Regions from separate parts of the Mus musculus genome. Here region 2 is linked to region 1. Evidence: chromatin loops called from intact Hi-C (ENCODE). Cell type or tissue: heart. All regions are shown on one strand.

Evidence for each region. Peaks named below come from ENCODE experiments on the same cell type or tissue, not always from the same donor. Only the 100,000 strongest peaks of a DNase experiment are listed, where the experiment ranks them.
Region 2: a loop joins it to region 1, with 1.9 times the contacts of the local background. A loop is called at or near these places in 1 of 42 quality-filtered maps.

The regions. Positions count from the first base shown.
Region 1 is chr13:46,975,752-46,978,251 of GRCm38, reverse strand. No RefSeq gene overlaps it. Among named protein-coding and RNA genes, the nearest start is that of Gm52038, 14 kb to the left of the region's middle. In heart, a CTCF peak has its summit at 1,520; no DNase peak of the experiment used is centred here; H3K27ac peaks cover 442 bases.
Region 2 is chr13:46,881,285-46,883,784 of GRCm38, reverse strand. The region is part of intron 2 of Kif13a (kinesin family member 13A); the gene reads left to right. Among named protein-coding and RNA genes, the nearest start is that of Gm22960, 20 kb to the left of the region's middle. In heart, a CTCF peak has its summit at 1,013; a DNase peak (open chromatin) is centred at 184; H3K27ac peaks cover 1,231 bases.

The DNA.
Region 1 (2,500 bases):
GAATAAGACAAGGCTGATAGTTCTCCAGATTTTCATAGGGCAGAGCTAAAACCAGGAAATATTATCAGGTGAAGGAAGTTGGAGCGAACGTCTAGACTGTCAAGCGCTTCATTAGAACACAGTCAAACAAGCTACATAAATTGGGACTTTCAAAGCCTACAGAGGCGAGATGTGGTGGCCTGTTGGCTAGGCCACTCGTGGGATGCACAGGGGTGGGATGGAGGGAGGATGAGTGATGAACTGATTTTCAAGGTCTGGCTAAATGTACCTTAAATAAGGAGGTTCCCATCGCTTTCAGAGAGAGAGAGAGAGCTGCTCTCCAGCAATTGCTTTAGGAACCACGTCAGTTTCAGGAGCACAGGTGTGTGGAGTGGGGGGGCCTGGCAGGCTGTACTATGAGGGGCTCATCTTCAGCACCTATGACTTGGATACCACTCAGGCAGCCCTTGTTCCTTCAAAACAGATGCAACATTTCTTCTGTATCCTCCAACCAGCCAAGATCCAATGCGTCTTAGCTCTCGATCGGTTACCAAAATCTTGACACTCACAGTTTTGTCTGCATATTTTCCAAACATGCAGAGGTGTGACTTTTATAAGGAGTATTCAGTTCTAACAGAGAGTATTTCTGAGTGTCATCTAGGATAACAACCTTGGCAATAAAGAGTACAGATTCACAAGCTCGTGTTAGCGTACTTATGATTTAAAAATTTTTATGACGGAGTAAAGTTGCTACGAGTCACTAGTAAACTGTACCTTAGATTCTGAGTTTTGATGTCATCGCAGATATCCGTAGAATGAGTCTGTCTCGAGATGCCTGACAACAGCAGCAGCCATGGCTCCTGGGGGCCACATACCAGAACCTACCACATCTACAAAGAACCCTTCTCTATCGCTTGTATCCATAAAACAGTTCTACCTTTTGCTTTCAGCATTGTAGGAGGTAATGATATGATAAAGCAAACGATGATATATATATATATATATATATGTATATATATGTATATATATGTGTGTGTGTGCGTGTGTGTGCATGTGTGTATGTATATATTAGATATTAAATATATATAATTCACACACAAATATATATGTATAAATACATATGTGTATTTATACATACACATATATACATACATATATATGTATATATATATATATGCATATTTGATTTTTTTGAGATAATGTCTATGTAGCTTTGGCTGTCCTGGAACTCACTATGTAGACCAAGCTGGCCTTGAACTCATAGAGATCCACCTACTTCTGCCTCCTGAGTTGAAAGCCTGTGCTACCATACCCATCTTAGAGACTACGATATTTTCTATGTTAAATGTGTCACATATATTTTGATGTAGAATGTTTTCAATTTGAGGTGGCTTACTCAGGAGAGAACCGTACCCCACGTCAGTGTCCGTGTGTTTTCCAGGTGTTGGTTGTGCTCTTTAGCCTTCCTAGCTCCTCCATGGCATGGTGGCGCTGACTTTCTCCCTCTCTTCTAAGGATGGTTGTCCTTAACACCTCCTACTGGGGAGTCAGGGAAATGATCAACATGAGTATCTGAGAAAAGTAATTTCAGAAATGCAAGGAAAGTCTAAAAGAGCTCGCACCTCTGGTGGATAACCATGGTTGCCGACTTGACTGGATTGAGAGATGCCTCAAAGATTAGCAAAGCAAAGCACATTTCTCTGCGTGTGAAGGGCAGTGTGTGTGTGTGTGTGTGTGTGTGTGTGTGTGTGTGTGTTACATGCATGTGGGGGGTACATGTGTGGGGTGGATGTTTCTAGAGAAGATTAGTGAAAGACCTGGGGCTGGAGGCTGAGATTCAGCAAAAGGAGAAAAAGGAGGAAGGCCACAAGGATACTGTTAATATCTCTCTATCCGTCCATCCGTCTGTCTGTCTGTCTCTGTCTCTGTCTCTCTCTGCTTTCCTCTGTCTCTGTCTCTCTGTCTCTCTCTGTCTCTCTGTTTCTCTCTTTCTCTCCTGTCTACCACGAGGTGAACAGCCCCCTGCAGACCTATCAGTCACCACGATCTTTTCTTCCCTCAGTGTAGGTCAGAAACAAGCAGTTACGTGGTCATGGGTTTTAAACTGACATTATGAGTCAAAATAAACATTTCTTTCCTCATCCTGTTCCTCTCCAGCATTTATCACAGCAACAAACAGACTGACAGAACCTCCGTAACCACAGACCCTGGGACATGGTCTGTGGGTACCAGAGTTCATCTGAGGGGCTGCCAAAGGCAATTATTCTAAACACAAAACTTCTCTCTTAAAGAGAGGAAGAAATTATCAAAGATAAGAAAGACTTCCTAGAGAATCACACAAAGGCCAACTTGTCAAACTGCGGGTTTTCGGCTGTTTCATTAGAGGATATTAATTATACATAATGGGCTTATGACATTTTCACACTTCCAAATAATACATTTTGATCGCACTTGTTACTCACGACCCTCTTCCAAACTTCTGGAACTTCTGCTGATAGTCCCATCTTTACAGCCAGTCCTG
Region 2 (2,500 bases), 94 kb after region 1:
CACCAGCTTTGTAGAAACTTGCTTATGTCCTCGATCTCCCGTGCTGAGGAAGGTTCTGGCATAACTCGGCATGTCTTAGGCTCTGGCCTATTTCCCACTCCACCCAGCCAGCTTGGCAGTGACACTGGCTGTTGAGTGGCCTGTGAGGTCAGACAACTTGAGGAAAAGCAAGATAGCGACTGAATCATGTTTTTCCTGATAGCACGGAGTTCTTTTCCTTACCCAGTCTCCAGGAAGTTAAAGTATTTATGGTCTCCGTGGAAATGGAGTCTGTTACATAAAATGGATCCCTCACCTGTGGAATGTGTGGGTCGTTTCCTGGCTCCCTGGCTGCATCCGGAAGGCGAGGGCTTAGGCGGGTCTTTTTTTTTTTTTTTTTGGTGAAAGTTCTTCAAGGCATCTCACAGCCCCAGGCGAGCTGACAATTCATCACCTCCCTAGTAAATGCTCCGCAGTGGTTTGATAACTGTGGATGAAAGTTTCAAAACAAATCACAACTTTTGCCCTGCTTTCTGCACATGATCATAACTGAGGGGCAGGGAGGGGACTATTTATGGTATCAAATCTGTAAGCACTGCAGGTGGGTGTAGCTCTCCTTCCCTTCCGTTGCTTTGACTTAGGGGTCTTTACTAAGGTTTGACTCACTTAGCAGGTACCTTATAGTCACCTGGACTACCTGTGTGTCCTTGAGGGCTGTGGGTCATGGTGGTGGGGTCACATGCAGGTCAGTCTCAGTGTAAGGCCTCATTACTGACAGACAGGACAAGAAAGTAAAACCAGGTCCTGGATTCAGTTTTATCCTAAAATGGATGCTGTGGTTTAAATATGAACTCTCCCCTATGGGCTCTGCAATGGTTTGAATAAGAATGGCTGCCATAGCCTCCAGGCAGCAGGGGCTACAACCATTTGAGAAGGATTAGGAGGTGTGGCCTTGTTGGGGGAAGTGCGACCCTTGGGGATGAGTTTGGAGGTTTGAAGAAGCTCACAACAGGCCCAGTGTTTCTGTCTGCTGCCTACAGGTGGGGATGTAGCTCTTCGCTACTGCCCTAGCGCCAAGCATGCCAGCCTGCACGCTGCCCAACTCCCCACCAGGATGACAACAGACTGACCCTCTGAAATTGTAAGCAAGCCCCCGATTAAATACCTCCTTTAGTAAGACTTTCCCTGGTCATGGCGTCTCTGTGCAGCAGTAGAACAGTGACTAGGCAGGTTTGTATGTTGGAACACTTGGTCCCTAGGTGGTAACACTGTTTTGAAAGGTTGTGGAAACTTTAGGAGGGGGGGGGGGTCTTCGTGAGAAGTGGGTCACTGGCGTCATGTGACCAGCAGGCTCCACCCCCCCCAGTGTCATGTGACCAGGAGACTCCACCCTGCCGCTGTGACAAATACCGTGTACTTTATTCCAGTCAATACAAAACAGTTAACAGTAGAAAATGATGACCCAGGTGTCATGGTGCACACCTATAATCCCAGCAGGAGTCAAGGTGGGAGGGTCATAAGACTAGTCTGGTGAGACATCACAAGACCGTGTCTCTAGAAACCAACGATGATGGTGATGATGATGATGATGGTATTACTATTTTTTTCTTAAAGAGCTGCTTTGTTAAAGAAATTTTTTGAGCTTTTGCTTGTGATGAGAGATCATTCTAGAGGGCTCACATGGTCCTGATGGTTTTTAATCTTTTTCATTATATTTCATTTAATGTGTCAGTGTTGTGTGTACACATGGAGGGTTGCCAAGTCTTAGGGTTGCCTTTTTCTTCCACCATGCAGTTCCCAAGGCTTCAATGCAAGTGGCAGGGGCTGAGGTGAGCATCTTTACTTGCTGAGCCATTTCTCCAGCCCTGGCTCATACTCTTGTGGATGGCTTCTGGGTTATTTTTAGTATTGATGCTCTTTCTTAACATTTCTTCACATTACTGTTATCTGCCACTCTTTCTAAAGTCTCACCGAATGGTTAGTGTGACCACATCATTCCGAAGTTGACTTCGGGATTTGCTGTGATCTTGGCCATGTATATTTGCAAATACCCTTGTATTTTAAAAATATGATTTCTCTGTGTATGTAGCCCTGGCTCTCCTAGAACTCACTACATAGACCAGGCTGGCCTCAGACTCAGAAATCCATCTACCTCTGCCTTCTAAGTGCTAGGATCAAAGTCATGACCGCCACTGTCATATTAAACTTGATTATTTTCTGGATGGCTGTTTTACGATGTCAGTTGAGGCACAGGCCTTCCTGAGAGCTGGAGGAGACCTCTTGCCCCTGATGTTCTGTTATTACAGCGTCATGGGCATCATGATGCAGACAGCAAAGAAGAGGTATTCATATGGAGACCGATCTTCCTCTGTAGTCTGCTTCTGATATGTAAGATGTAGTAGAACAAAATAAATTCTGGGTTTCCTCCTCCCTTCTTGGTCCTGAAAACGACTTTGGATGATGTCGTGTAACTCATCCTGGTTTCTGTGGCCTTTGCTGGTGACGCCTGATGTGGCTGGCA